Regions from separate parts of the Homo sapiens genome. Here region 2 is linked to region 1. Evidence: chromatin loops called from intact Hi-C (ENCODE). Cell type or tissue: heart left ventricle. All regions are shown on one strand.

Region 1 (8,000 bases):
TTTTTCATTCTACAAGATATCGCACTCTTCCATTACATAGATGACATTATGCTAATTGGACCTAGTGAGCAACAAGTATACTTGAGACTTAGTGGTAAGACATTTGCATGTCAGAGGGTGGGAAATAAATGCCACTAAAATTCAGGAGCCTTCTACGCAGTGGAATTTCTAGAGGGCTGGTGGTGTGGGACATATTCCTTCTAAGGTAAAAAATAAGTTATAGCATTTGGCCCCTCCTACAACCAAGAAAGAGGCACAATACCTCGTGGGCCTCTTTGAATTTTGGATTTTGCCTCCAAAATGGTCCATTTACAAAGCCACCCAAAAAGTTGCTAGTTTTAAATGAGGCCCAGAACAAAAGAAGACTCTACAATAGGTTCAGCCTGCTGTGCGAACTGCTCTGCCACTTGGCCCATATGATCCAGCAGATCCTATGGTGCTTGGTGAGTCTATGGCAGATAGGGATGCCATTGGGAGCCTATTTAGCAGGCGTGCATAGACGAATCACAGTGCAGGCCTTTGGGATTTTGGAGCAAGGCCCTCCATTATTGGCAGATAACTACAGTCATGAGTTGCTTAATGACAGGGATATGTTCTGAGAAACATGTTGTTAGGCGATTTTGCCATTGTGCAAATATCATAGAGTTTACTTACACAAACCTAGATATTATAGCCTACTCTACAATTAGACTATTGCACCTAGGCTATAAACCTGTACCGCATGTTACTGTACTAAATACTGTAGGCAACTGCAACACAATGGTAAGTATTCATGTATCTAAACATAGAAAAGTACAGTACAAAATACAGTTTTATGGTTTTATGGAGCCACAGCAGTATATGCGGTCCATCATTGACTGAAACATTACACAGTGCTATTCTTTTGAGAGACAGCTCTTAGCCTGCTACTGTGCCTTAGTAGAAACTAAACACCTGACCATAGGCCACCAAGTTACCATGTTACCTGAGCTGCCCATCATGGATGAGGTGTTATCCGACTCACCAAGCCATAAAGTTGGGTGTGCATAGCAGCTCCCCGTCATCAAATAGAAGTGTTATATATGCAGTAAGTCCAGAGCAATCCCTAAAGGCACTAGTAAGTTACATGAATAAGTGGCCCAAATGCCCATGGTCACTCTTACTACACTGCTTTCTTACTCTCTCTCAAACTGTACCTATGGGCTCATGGGGAGTTCCCTATGATCAGTTGACAGAGAAAGAGAAGGTTTGGGCCTGGTTTAAAGAATGTTCTGTACAATATGCAGGCACCACTTGAAAGTGGACAGGTACAGCACTACAGCCCCTCTCTGGGACATCCTTGAAGGACAGTGCTGAAAGGGAATCTTCCCAGTGTTAGAACGACAGGCAGTGTACTTGGTTCTACACTTTGCTTGGAAGCAGAAATGGCCAGATGTGCGATAATATATTGATTCGTGGGCTATAGCCAATGGTTTGGCTGGATGGCCAGGGACTGGGAAGGAACATGGTTGGAATATTGGTGACAAAGAAATTTGGGGAAGAAGTATATGGAAAGACTGCTCTGATTGGGCAAAAGACATGAAGATATTTGTGTTCCATATGAATGATCACCAAAGGATGACCTCAGCAGAGAAGGATCTTAATAACTGAGTGAAGAAGGTGATCCATTTTGTGGATATCAGTCAGCCTCTTTCCCCAGCCACCCATGTCAATACCCAATGGGCTCATGAACAAAGTGGCTATAGTGACAGGGAGGGAGGTTATGTGTAGGCTTAGCAGCATGGACCTCCACTCACCAAGGTCAGCCTGCCGATAGCCACTTCTGAGTGCTCAATCTGTCAAGAGCAGAGACCAACACTGAGCCCCCGATATAGGACCATTCCCCAGGATGATCAGCCAGCTACCTGGTGGCAGGTTGATTATAATGGACCATTTCCATTATGAAAGGAGCAACATTTTGTCCTTACTGGAATAGACATTTACTCTGGATACAGATTTGCCTTCCCTGCATGCAATGCTTCTGTCAGCTACCATTCAGGGACTTACATCTTGCCTTATCCACCATTGTGGCATTCTATGCAGCATTGTTTCTGTCCAGGAAACTCACCTCACAGCCAAAGAAGTGCAACAGTGGGCCCATGTTCATGGAATTCATTGGTCTTGTCGTGTTCCCCACAACCTGAAGCAGCTGGCTTGATAGAATAGTGGAATGGCCTTTTGAAGACTCACTTACAGAACCAGCTAAGTGACAATACTTTGCAAGGCAGAAGCAAAGGTTCTCCAGAAGGCTGTATGTGTTCTGAATCAATGTCCAACATACAGTACTGTTTCTCCCATAGTCAGGATTTATAGGTCTAGGAATGAAGGGGTAGAAATGGGAAGGGCACCACACACTGATTCCCTAGTGACCTACTAACAAAAATTTTGCTTCCTGTTTCTACAAAGGTATGCTCTGCTGGATCCAGAGGGAGGACTGCTTCCACCAGAAGACACAGTTGAACTAAATTCCATTGAACTAGAAGTTAAGACTGCCATCCAACCACTTTGGGCTCCTTATGCCTCTGAGTCAACAGGCCAATAGGGGAGTTATGGTGTTGGCTGGGGTAATTGATCCAGACTACCATGGGGAAATCTGACATAAAAGAGGTAAAAAAGAATATGTCTGGAACACAGGAGATCTCTTAGGGTGTCTCAGTATTACCATGCCCTGTGGTTAAAGTCAATGGAAAACTACAACCCAAACCAGGCAAGACTATGAATGGCCCAGACCTTTAGGAATGAAGGTTTGGTTTACCTCCCCTCCACCCTCAAACCAACCTTGGCCTTCTAGGTTAAGAAGCATAACCAGCTGAGGTTCTTGCTGAAGGCAAAGGGAATACAGGATGGGTAGTTGAAGATGGTAGTTGTAAGTATGAGCTGCAGCCATGTCATCAGTTACAGAAAAGAAGACTGTAATTGTCATGAATATTTCATCCCTATTTTTTTTAAATAATGTGTGTATGTACACATATATTAAACAAATATCTTTGTTTCCTTTCCTTTCTTATCCCTTATCGTGTAACATAAGATGTATTGACTTTATACTAGTATTCTAAGTACTAGTATTGTTAATACTTTAAAGACATCTTAGTATTTTAAGTATGGGATATCAGAAGACTACACGTCACTCACAGACTTTACCTCCTCTTCTGGAAAAGGGATTACTGCATTTTTTGTTGTATGCAGGATAGTTGTATCATGTTAAGTGGAATTATGACCTTGTTATTGTCATTATTTGGAGATTAACTATGGTTTAAGGAGATACATATGGATGCCAAGTTCACAAGGGGCAGACTTGTGATGGTTAATTTTATATGTCAACTTGATTGGGTTAAGGGATGCCCAGATAGCTAGTCAAACATTATTTCTGTGTGAGTCTATGCTGGTGTTCCCAGAGGAGATTCGCATTTGAATCAGCAGACTGAGTAAAAAAGATCCACTGACACTAGTGTGAGCAGTTATCATGTAATCCATTAAGGGTCCACCTGAGTAAAACCAAAAGGTGGCCGGGCGCAGTGGCTCACGCCTGTAATCCTAGTGCTTTGGGAGGCCGAGGTGGGCAGATCATGAGGTCAGGAGTTTGAGATAAGCCTGGCCAACTGGTGAAACCCTGTCTCTACTGAAAATACAAAAAAAATCTAAGCATGGTGGCAGGCGCCAGTAATCCCAACTACTCAGGAGGCTGAGGCAGGAGAATCGCTTCAGCCTGGGAGGTGGAGGTTGCAGTGAGCCGAAACTGCATCACCGCACTCCAGCCTGGGCAACAGAGTGAGACTCTGTCTCAAAAAAAAAAAAAAAAAAGAGGAAGAAAGTTTTCTCTTTCCCTTCTTGAGGTATGACATCCATCTTCTTTTGCCCTTGAACATCAGAGTTCCTGATTCTCAGGCCTTCACACTCCAGGACTTACACCAGCAGTTCCCTGCACCACTCCCCACCTTCTTCCAGTTCTCAGGCCTTCACCCTTGGACTGGTAGTAATACCATCAGCTACCCTCATTCTCAGGCCGTTGAATTTGGACTGAATTGCACCACTTGCTTTTCTAGTTCTTTAGCTTGCAGAGAGCATAATGTGGGACTTCTTGGCCTCTGCAATCATGTGAGCCAATTTCCATAATGAACCTCTATTAGGGTTTTCAAGAGAAACAGAACAAATAGATTATATATTTGTTCTGTTTCTCTTGAAAACCCTAATAGAGGTTCATTATGTTTCTCTTGAAAACCCTAATCGAAGTGGTGAGAAATGGACAGCTGTCCTGAGCCCAGATGTAATAGCATCAGGGTTTGTGTTTGGCCAGGAGGGTAGGCTATTCCCTCTTCACTCCCAGAAGTCCACCTCCACCTTTACTTCAGACCCACATATGCTGAGAAAGGAGTGTCACAGTGGCTATCTTCCCTTGCTAGCTCCTCCCTCCAGGGAGGTAGGAGGGAAAGGCAACATGAGCTGTTCTTTCCTGGAGTCTGCATGGCTCCTCTTCTGGCTCTGCTCCTTTCATTTTTAAAAATTTTTTTAAATTATACTTGTTTTCTTTTTTTAAAACATTTTTATCTTTGATGACAGTACAACATGAACATAATTTCCACATTGTTTAAAAATCCACATAGCTCTTTTAATAAATAAAGCATATTCATGGCTTAGATTTTAAATCACATTTACAGATGAGAGAAAACTTCTAGGCCTAAACAGGTAACAGTGAAGCGACTACTGCTGGAAGGAGTGGTGTGCCACATGCGCCTTAAGCCTCAAGAGTGGGGACTGCAGGGCTAGGAACACCAAACACATCACCTCTAGGCCAGATGGAAAGCCGAGACCCAGGAAGCCCATGCAACCACCTCTGCCCCCTCCCCTAGTGCTGCAGAACCAACTGGATGCTGTGTTACTTTCAGATGAACTGGAGGTGGGTCCTGATCATATTACATGAAGCTTCCCACCATTGTGAATAATTAGGCAAGGCGTTAGTGTCAGAGGGGCATCACTGATAAATGCAAAGCAATATTGGGGCAGTAAAGAGGAAGCTACAGAAACATTCGCGTTTCTTCAAATATCAGAATCTTCCACATCATAGCAGGAGAGCTGAGAACGTGCTCTACCTCCTGAAGGCTTAGTCCAAAAATTTCCTGTTGGCTTTTGCACCAAAGAAGGCTCCCTGGACTTCTAGCATCATCTGCTGGGCTATGAGATCCAGCTGGCTTTCTGGGGTTTTGGAAACCTTTATTTTATGATTACCATTATAGATCTCAACTCCACCAGCTATGTCCTCAGGCAGGTAGGACTCCTGGTCGATTTGGACATCAACATTGTTTTTGGTGGCAATTTTGTACATAGGGATTGCCTTTTGCACCGCAGCCTTTACCAGAGGAAGGTCTTGTTTCCTGCAACGAACAATCATTCGGTGCTCCAGCAACTGGTACAAACCCTGGAGAACCAGTCCATCTAGCAGCACTTGGTACCTGGTTGTATCTTTTACCACCTTGCTGAGTCTCTGTTTTGCTTCATTTAGTAGGTCTGTGATAAGGTCATCTCTCGCTCTGAGGACTTTGAGCCTTGCTTGATTCATCAAATTGGATATCTGAATTTTCTTCTGCTACTCAATCTGTTTCTCTTTCTTCTCATGATATTCCATAATCTTTAGTCTTTGGGTTTCCACAAGCTGACCTTTCTCTATGTTGAACTCTTCTTCTGCCTTTGCATCTATTTCTTCTGCTTTCTCATTGGCTTCTTATTCAATGAAAGCCATCATATGCTTTATCTGCTTTCGCATGTCAGCATCACTGACAGCCATGGCAAGAGCAATGCTAGGCCGGAGAGCAGCAGGCTCGAGTTTAAGTTTGAAGGGGAAGGTGGGAGGATTGGGCAGAGGAAACCCCTGTGCAGATCTTTATCAATTTCCTTTACTTTATTAATTTCCACACTTTCTAAGCAAGCCTTGGCTTCAAAATGACCACAGTCAGGTTCTCCAAATGAGTGCAATTTTTTATAGATGTCTTTCCTCTGCACAGCCCAAGTAAAAAGTATGAGCAATTCTACTAAACTGAGTCTCAAGCCCAGACACCCCTCACAGCTTCCCTCTGAAACTGGGCAGTAATGCTTCCACCTCAGGAGTCATGCTGTCTTTGGGAAAATGCACTGTTTCACTGGGTGCCTGGCAGCATGGGTCTGTGCTTTATCCCAGTCTGCCCCTATGTCTGTGCTTTGGTGAGTATCTCAATCTCTATTTTTAGGTAGGTTCCTCACACTGTTAGCAGAGTAATGGGTATAACCCTGAGTCAAGACCTGGGCCTATCCTGGGAGTCTTCTGACCTGCTTATTCCCATGCCCCAGGCTCTAAGTGTCAAGAATTTGACATGGATGCTCAATAAATGAAAAATAAGAATCTTTAACCCAACCAACGTCATATATGGTAACCCAAACCTTCTCCAGTACTCAATCTATTACCAAGGCTCTAGGCAATCCATAATAACCTAGATCTAGGCCAAAACCAAATCACAGTAACCAATACCCTTCATCCAGTCTCTTCCTCTAGACTAGTTGCTCGTTGTTTTTTGTTTGTTTTTAAGACAGGGTCTTGCTCTGTCACCCAGGCCGGAGTGCATGGCACAATCATGGCTCACTGCAGCGTCAGCCTCCCAGGCTCAATCAGTCCTCCCACCTCAGCCTCCCGAGTAACTGGGACTACAGGTGCAAGTCACCACACCTGGCTTAGACTGGTTGCTCTTTGAGGGCCACTGGAACACTGTCCGCAAGAGAGATCAGCCCAACACAAAGAAGTTATCAATAAGCGTTTAGTGAATTTGACTTTTCCTCCTTACACTACAGAGCTACCACCTACAAAACCCTGAAAACACTTTTCCAACATTTCTTCTCTTAAGTAACAAACCCAGTATCCTGTAATCTAGGTTTTATTCATTTAGACAAGCATTTACGTAGGTCGCTGAAGAAAAGCAAGACAGATATCCCTTGCCTTCAACATGCAGTCACAGGAGAAATAAAGGACACACAATTAAGTTATAGTGTAGTATCATGATTCTTGGCCAAAAGAAAGAGTAAATGTCAGCAGTAAATATGAATGATAGAGTGAGGTAATACAAAGAACTTTGAAGTGAGAGAGGTAAGGTTGCCTACTATACTGGACATCTATTTTGGCTGCCTGCCATCCAATCACCCTTTTCAAGGAAGATTGTTCCTTCCCTACTCTCAGTCCATATGTTTATGGTATAGTTAATTCCACCCCGAACTCCAAGGGTCAACTTCTGACCCCAGGCATGACCATTAAAGCATCACCTTCCCCTGGTCACAGTGATTAGTTCCAGAATGGACCCATGACCTACTCTTCAGTGAGATGCAATGATTCTTTTGTGAGAACAATTAGAAGAGAGGCAGTCCATGTTTTAGCTATACTTTAGCCCAGAGGGATAGCTCCAGTGGTCTTGTACCACAAAGGGAAAGAAAGCCTGTCTCTGAATGGAGCCAACACAGTCTGTAGCTACCACGTCTGAGGCCGGACTTTTCAGCTACGTGAGCCAAAAAATTATCTTTCCTTAAGCTGAAATTGACTGCTTATCTATAAAATCAATCTATAATACATATAATCAGACCTTAGTAAAGTTACTTCGAAAAATTTAATTGTTCCCAAGTCACCTGGCTCTTTAGGGGGTTGGTCAGTCAAGGAAGCCATATGTTCAGTGGGGACACAGGTTTTAGAGCCAGACATTCATGGAGCTGATTCTGGCTTCTTAACCTTTCTAAGTGTTAGTTTATTCGTCTGTTAAATGCAGATAACAATAGTGTCATGTAATTTTTTTTTCATGTCTGAGGGCAGATTCTGTGAGCACAAAATAAAAGACTACTTACAAGAGCTTAGGTTTTAAGTTAATATTTAATTTATTAATTTAAAACTCAATACCTAGGTTTATTTATGTCTTAAAATTCAGTTCATAAGTATACTATTCTATCTGTAAGTCTATTATATATATCTATTATATGGA
Region 2 (8,000 bases), 120 kb after region 1:
CAGACCTACCTGCTGAAGCTGAAGATGATGGAGAAGAGCCCCAGCACCATGTTGGCCAGAGATAAGGCACTGGTAACATCCTTCCAGGAAACCTCATTTATCTGGGAATGGCTCTGGTCATGGCTCAGGAAGAAACTGGTACCCTTACCTGGGGCCCAAGAGAGAGGGGCGAAGGGTTCCCAAGGTTAAGGAGTCCCAGAAGAGGCTCCCAGGGACCTGTTCCACTAGATCTCATCCCAGAATGGCACCCTCCCTACATTCTGTTTCACTGGCTGGACTAAGGGAGACAGGAGGTAGATGAAGGAGACTCAGGAGGTGAAGACAAAGGTGCTGAGGATCCAGCGTCTTGGGAAAGCTCAACAGCAGAGTGGGTGAACCAACACAAGCATAGTTTCCACTCCCTCTCTGACTGCACCTTTGCCCCACAGCACAGACATCCCTCCAGTCCATATGCTGACTCTCCTGAAGCCCCATGGCCCAGAATGCAGGGGGTATGGGGCCCTTCTCCCATCTGAGAGGTGGGCCCTTGTCACTGACGAAGGGTTGGCTTGAGAGAGAAGTAGTGCCAGGAAGCCCTGTTGTCCCACAGTCCAAGTTCACTCCTTCTGAAGCACAGGGCTGCAGCTGAGGTGCCTCAAGGTCCTGGTTCTGACAGGCCCCAGTCAGAACAGCAGGCCTACTTCCCACAAGGAAAGAGACGGCAGATTAAAACTGAATGTGTAGCCGGACACGGTGGCTCATGCCTGTAATCCCAGCACTTTGGGAGGCTGAGGCAAGTGGATCATCTGAGGCCAGGAGTTCGAGACCAGCCTAGCCAACATGTTGAAACCCTGTCTCTACTAAAAATACAAAAATTAGCCGGGTGTGGCGGTGCATGCCTGTAATCCCAGCTACTCAGGAGGCTGAGGCAGGAGAATCGCTTGAACCTTAGGAGGCAGAGGTTGCAGTGAGCCGAGATCACACCACTGCACTCCAGCCTGGGTGACCGAGTGAGACTCTGTCTAAAAAAAAAAAAAAAAAAGTGTACAACACTGAATAGTTCACAAAGATCTTTTCGCCATGTTCCCATCCCCATGTCTGTTTCTCAGATCCTGACAACCTCAGGAGATGGTGCTAGAATTCTCCCCTATTTTATGAATGAGGAAACTACAGTTAAAAGAGAGGAAGATACTTGCTCAAAGTCACATGGTAAGTAGAACCAAATCCCATCTGTTTGATTCTAAATCTGCTGTTTCTTCGCTGCAGGCATAGATTTCAGCAGGAGGAGGTGTGTGGGATATGGCAGTGAACGAGCTCAATGGCCAGGCCTGCGAGGCAGCAGCAGCCTCCCTGTGTGTGTGGGACCGTCCAGCCCAGGCCCCCCAGTGCTCCCAGTCTCTCCCAGTCTCTCCCACAACAGGGAATTGGCTGGCCCTGCCCATCTTCACAGTCTGTCTTGTCTCTGTTTTTACTCTAAGACCACATTTGTACACCTTACACTCAATCTGCTTGAGAAACTGAGTCTCTTGGAGAAAGAGCCCCATTCCTCCCCAAAACTGAGAAGCCCCGCTGGTTGGGGCAAATGTACCAGCCACAAATAGATCCTGCACTTGAGTGAAATAAACAAGTTTCAAGGTGTTCCCAGATCTGTTTTCTCATTTAATCCTCACCCATTTCAGATGTGAGGATTAATCTCACCTCCAGCTCTGCCTCCATCCAGCCCCTCTGTTCAGCCCCAGGCCCATCTGGTCTGGACAAGAGCTGAGACAAACCATGGTCTTTTCTCATAAACCTGCCACCAACATGCCAGCAGCTGGGAGGGCTGACTTGGAGTTTGGGACTAGAGTTTATCAGGGCAGCACTGCTGGGCTCACTGCCTCCATGGGCCAGCCTCACTCACCAAAGGTGATCAGTAGCTACATGGCCAGAGCCATTGGGATTCCTAAGACGTTCGTATGCCAGAGCCCCTCCAAACCTAAGACAAGAAGCAATGCAAGCCAGGGAAATCTGGGAAGGGAAGGGGACAAAGGACTTGCTGCATACTCCCTCCCCATGAACCCGCTGTAGTGGTCTCTCCTGGGTCTCTGGGCTGACCCCAGCAAGATCAAACATCCCACTGTCTGCTGCTCAGAGCCAGTTAGCAGGTGCCCAGGGTCTGTCTACCACCTGTCAAGCATTGCTGCTGCCTCTGTGCTACTTCACACTGGTTAATTTTTAATTAATGGTCAATTGTCTACTATATTATCTCTTTCATTATCTCCTCCATTCACAAACCACTTTCACATTTAGGATTTCCATTGGCCCTGTGAGCTCTGTCAGGCAAGGGTTCTTTTTTTTTTTTTTTTTTTTTTTTTTTTTGAGACGGAGTCTCGCTCTGTCGCCCAGGCCGGACTGCGGACTGCAGTGGCACAATCTCGGCTCACTGCAAGCTCCGCTTCCCGGGTTCACGCCATTCTCCTGCCTCAGCCTCCCCAGTAGCTGGGACTACAGGCGCCCGCCACCGCGCCCGGCTAATTTTTTGTATTTTTAGTAGAGACGGGGTTTCACCTTGTTAGCCAGGATGGTCTCGATCTCCTGACCTCATGATCCACCCGCCTCGGCCTCCCAAAGTGCTGGGATTACAGGCGTGAGCCACCGCGCCCGGCCAGGCAAGGGTTCTTGTCCCTACTTTCCAGGTAAAGCAAGGAAGACTCAGAGATGGGAAGAACCTAGCTCAAGGTCACACCAGAAGTGGCAGAACAAAAGTTACAATTTTGCCTTAAGTGTTCTTTCCCCTGTGCTCTGCTGTCTACCAACCAAGAGGACTGAACATTGTATTGGTTATATGCTGTGCCTGAGCTGGGTGCTGGTAGAAACCTTGGTCCCTACCATCACAGAGTTTACAACCTATCCAAGGAAATGAGTCTCTTGCATACATGTAGAGACTTAGACCCTATTCATAGTGGTACCTTATCTTACAGATGGGGAAACTGAGGTTTCAGGAGAGTTATGTGACTTGTCCAGTAAATGGTGGAGCCAGGATTTGATTTGAGTCTCCTCTTTCCCAGTTAAATGCTGTTTGCAGCAGAATGCACAGGTCCCAGGTGTGAAAGGATGTGGAATTGAGAGTAAGGGCTGTAGAGGACAACAGAAATAAGGAACCACCCACTCATTCAGCAAATGTTTGGCCAGGGGCAAGATGTGGTGCCTGGTGCTTGGGACACAGAGAAGATTAAGACCAAAGGACACAGTTTAGCCACAGTACCTAACCCTGCACAGAAAAGAGGCGACCGGGCTACTAATGGAGCACCGAAAAGGGGCTCAGCCTGCCACGGGGTGAGAAGGCTCCCAGGAGGGGCGAGGGCTGAGGCTTGGCACAGCACGAGACTGCAGGTGATCTGGTCACTCCCCAGCTTCTTGAATGCCCTCAGGATGGAGTCCAACTCCTGCGTTTGGTATGCCAGCTCTGCTCAGCTCTCCCAGCTTCCTCTCAGTCCTCCCCACCCTTCTCAGAACCTCCCTTTGGACTTGGGTTGGGTGGTGCTCCTCTTTGGGAAGCCCCTCTGACATCACCCCTGAGCACGTTAGGTGCCCCTCATCTGTATGGTCTTGTCTTCTTGTGCTTACCATGTGACACTTGGCACTCTGTTTGGGCACCGCCTACACTGGCTTTCCTACAGGGAATGCAATTTGAGTGCTGGCCGAGGTCCCTGTACCCAGTATGAGGCCTGACAATAGAAGTTGTTCTGTGTTTGTTAAATTAACATCACAGGTCACTCTGGTGCTTCCCTGAGGTCCTCTCGCTGCACCAAATCTATTGACCTTCCATCTAACCCTGCCCAGTGTGGCCTCCAAGAAGCCTCAGATGAACGCTCAACAGTCCAGCCCCTTCCGCATACCCAGCAACTACCCAGTTCTTATGGTCTTCCACTTACTCATTTTTTAAAATGCGGTTTATTTATTGCCAATGGCTGCTCTGTGCCGGGCCTTGTGTGTGGGGTGGGGGATGAGGAGAACAAGAGCCAGGCCGCACACTCCAGCAGCTCAGAGTCTGGTAGAGGAGGCAGCTGTGTGTAGGGACAAGTGTAATGTTGGACAAGGGGATGTGCAAGCTGTTGTGGAGAGACTAAGTCTGGGGTGGGGCAGGGGAAGGTTCCACTCCTGTGGTGACATTTATCAGGGTCTCTAAGGATGAACAAAGAATTAGGAGGGACATTCTTGGCCCAGGGAATGAACCGCAGGTGCGGAAGCACGATGAGGAGATGGATCCTGGGAGGGAGGGGTGACCAGAGATGACACTGGCAGGTAGGCTGCAGGGGGTGGTCGTGCGGATGTGACCTTGAGTGGCAGCCCGTGGCGGGCACTGTGGTGTTCAGTAAGGGAGCAGAGTCTTTGTCAGACACGGGCAGGAAGCGCAGGGCGGCTTGGAGGCGGCAAACTGCAGAAAAGGAAACCGGCCAGGAGACGGGGGTGGGGGCGAGGAGGGTGGACGTGAGGAGAAAAGCAGGGCTGTGGCAGTGGTGCTGCAGAGGAGACGAGAGTTGAATATGGCTCTGAGGTTTCTAACTGAGTGGCGGGGCGGCGCCTCCGCGGAGTGAAACCATCCAGGCGGAGCTCTCCAGCCGGCGACACGCGTGGCACAGGCACGGCGACGACGCCGCTCATGCCAGTTACAGACCCCCTCCCCTCCCAGCCCCCGCTCCTTTCCTGGAGGCTGGAAACCCTCCGACGGAGGGCCGGCCTCTGGGGATGGGACGTGGTCCCCTGGCCCACTCTGGCTGTCCCGAGAATGCCCAGGCCCGGCTTCAGCCGCGACCACATCGGGAAGATGGAGCCGGGCTGGTCGCCGACAGCACCCGGGCAGCGCCCTTCTCGCCCCTTCCACGCGGCCGCGGAGGCTCACCTGAGGGCTCACCCTGGGGACACGGCATTCCTACATGAGATGGGGGTCCGCCCTCCTGCCCCGTTTCCTGTGCGGTGGAGGGGGCCAGCCCTAGCGAGGAGCGCCTCTCACTCCCACCCTAGCTCTTAGCTCACAATCCTCAGAGCAGGGGAGGGGTTGCGGGTCTGTAGTCGGGGAGAAGGGCCTCAGTTTCCAGGGGAGCCCAGGTCTTGTAGTGGGGGCGGTGGGGAATGGAGGAGTCCCAGGGAAGGGGACGTCTCCTCTACCTGGGCCAGGCTGGGAAGGCTTCATGGTGGAGACGGCGGGCCCAGGCGCGTGGGCCCGGAGTGGGGCGGGAAATGCGCTGGGGAGGCGAGGCTGTGCCGGGATGCTGGGCCCAGCCTCTCCTGGGCCCCTAGAGGTAAGCTCCACGCGGGCAGGGCTGCTTGTACGTTTGCTTCGCTACTGTTCGCTGTGCCTATAGGAAGGGCATAGGCACATAGGAATACTATTTGGATGAATGACAAGCTAAGGAATTTGGATTCAATTCCTGAAGAAAAGTTTTTCAGTAGGAAGGTGACATGGTCAGGTTGTTTCAGGAAGACTAACCTGGCAGGCATTGTGGAGGAAGGATCTGCAATCCCGCAGGGCAGGAGGCAGGTGAGCAACAGATGGGATGGGAAGAAGGAGCCCCCTCAGGAGCCCATGTGAGATGGACTCCCACGGGTGAGAGCAGCGAGAGGGAGGGGATAAGAGCATCTCAGAGGTGACTATCTTTGGCAGCTGGGCTGACAAAGTGCTACAGAAAGAAACTTTTTGGTATTGGGTAAGGATTTCAGGCATGGGTTCTCAGATAGTGCCCCATCCTCACCAGTCCACCGGAAGCGACACTGGAGCAGGGATCACTGTGAGGACCCCACAGGAGAATATAAAAGGGCAAGGGAGCTAGAAGGTCAAGTGACACTTTGCCTCTCCTTGCAGCCAGCCCGGGAAAGAGGAGTTTAAGACCAAGCATGTTCTGAGAACACCACACAGCAAGTACTGGGCTACATGTTGTACAGACATTCTCATCATGTCACTGGAACTTCTCAGCTAACCTGAGGTTAGTGTTAGCATTCCCATCCTACAGAAGAGGAAGTAGGGGATCAGACAGCTGATTCTACTGAAGAACACACCATTAATAATTAGTGGAGCTGAGACCTGAAAACAGTGATACCAAAGTCAGACCTAGGGTGTGTGAGAAACCGGGCGGAGGCAACAAAAGGTTTGCTACACGCCCCAGCCTGAGTCAGGCCAGCTTCCTTTGACCATCCACGTGTTTCTCTTCATTGCTCCCTGCCATGTGGCCCATTAAAGTGGCAAATTAGCCAGGCATGGTAGCTCACACCTGTAATCCCAGCACTTTGGGAGGCCAAGGCAGGCAGATCACGAGGTCAGGAGATCAAGACCATCCTAGCCAACATGGTGAAACCCTGTCTCTACTAAAAATACAAAAAAAAAATTGGCCGGGTGTGGCAGTGCGTGCCTGTAGATCCAGCTACTCGGGAGGCTGAGGCAGGAGAATGCTTGAACCTGGGAGGCGGAGGCTGCAGTGAGCCGAGATTGCACCACTGCACTCCAGCCTGGGTGACAAAGCTAGACTCCATCTCAGAAAAAAAAAAAAAAAAGAGTGGCAAGTTAAAAATTGTAGCGTAATGATTATACCAGCTTACCTTTAAACCAAGTTTACATTCCAGCGTTAACACTTACCAGATGTATAAACATGAACAAGTTACTTTTTCTGAACCTGTTTCCTAATCTGTAAAATGGGATTGTTGTCAGAATTAAATGAGATTATATGCTTGACAGAGAGTAGAAGCTCAATTATTAGCATTATTAATCTAAGGATATGATCATACATCTATTAACCTGGACATCCCCAAAGTTTCCTTCAGGAGAGGGGAAGGAAGCAGGGTAGCTGAGAAAGATACCCCCCTAACAGAAGTTTCTAGCTTCCCTCATTCTGGATCTCACAGGAAGTACAGAACAGGAACAGTAAGTTAGGCTACTTACACTTGTGCTAATATGGTAGCCAGCAGCCACATGTGGCTACTGAGCACTTGAAAGGTGGCTAGTCTGAATTGAGACGTGCTGTAAGTATAAAGTACATACCAAAGTTTGAATGCTTAGTTTAAAAAAGAATGTAAAATAATTTCTTTTAGTAATTTGTTGAAATGCTAATAGTTTGGATATGTTGGGTTAGATAAAATGTATGTATGTATTTATTTTTTTGAGACAGGGTCTCACTCTGTCACCCATGCTGGAATGCAGTGACATGATCATGGCTCAAAGCAGCCTGGACCTCCCGGGCTCAAGCAATCCTCCTACCTCAGCCTCCCAAGTAGCTGGGACCACAGGCACATGCCACCATGCCTGGCTAATGTTTGTATTTTTTGTAGAGATGAGATCTCCCTATGTTGGCCAGGTTGGTCTTGAACTCTTAGGCTCAAGCGATCCTCCTGCCTCAGAGTCCCAAAGTGCTGAGATTATAGGCATGAGCCACTGCACCTGGTGATAAAATGTATTCTTAAAGTTAATTTCACTTTTTACTTTTTGATGTAGCTACTGGAAAAATTTAGATCACACATGTGGCTCACATTATATTTCTATTAACTGCATTGACTTGGATCCTTCACAGGATATAGGTGCAGAGCTGCAGATGTCCATCCATTGATTTATTCTTTTTTTCTTTCTTTTTTTTTTTTTTTTTTTTGAAGTGGAGTCTCACTCTGTCGCCCAGGCTGCAGTGCAGTGGCACAATCTCGGCTCACTGCAACCTCCGCCTCCCAGGTTCAAGCAATTCTCAGGCCTCAGCCCCCTGAGTAGCTGGGATTACAGGTGCCCGCCACCACACTCAACTGATTTTTATATTTTTAGTAGAGATGGGGGTTTCACCCTGGTGGCCAGGCTGGTCTTGAACTCCTGACCTCAAGTGATCTGCCTGCCTTGGCCTCCCAAAGTGCTGGGATTACAGGCATAAGCTACCATGCCTGGCCCACTTATTCATTATTAAGAGTGTTTATCATGCGCCAGGCACTATTTTAGATGCTCGAGACAGCAGTAAACAAGACAAAGACAGTCTCTGTCCTCACAGAACTTATAATCAGAGAACTTATAAACA

The links. Peaks named below come from ENCODE experiments on the same cell type or tissue, not always from the same donor. Only the 100,000 strongest peaks of a DNase experiment are listed, where the experiment ranks them.
Region 2: it touches region 1 in a loop (2.3-fold over the local background); 30 of 110 quality-filtered maps call a loop at or near these places.

The regions. Positions count from the first base shown.
Region 1 is chr1:42,901,029-42,909,028 of GRCh38, reverse strand. It overlaps the pseudogene ATP6V1E1P1. Among named protein-coding and RNA genes, the nearest start is that of SLC2A1, 54 kb to the left of the region's middle. In heart left ventricle, no CTCF peak of the experiment used is centred here; no DNase peak of the experiment used is centred here.
Region 2 is chr1:42,781,944-42,789,943 of GRCh38, reverse strand. TMEM269 (transmembrane protein 269) reads right to left here and starts at 4,953. Exons shown (of 6, transcript NM_001354602.2): 1 at 4,862-4,953; 2 at 10-148. The coding sequence starts at 50. TMEM269-DT (TMEM269 divergent transcript) reads left to right here and starts at 5,049. Exons shown (of 4, transcript NR_133055.2): 1 at 5,049-5,261; 2 at 5,822-5,942. LOC107984946 (a long non-coding RNA gene) reads left to right here. Exons shown (of 2, transcript XR_007066036.1): 2 at 1,246-1,623. RefSeq lists an enhancer at 4,212-4,953. In heart left ventricle, no CTCF peak of the experiment used is centred here; a DNase peak (open chromatin) is centred at 4,453; H3K4me3 peaks cover 922 bases.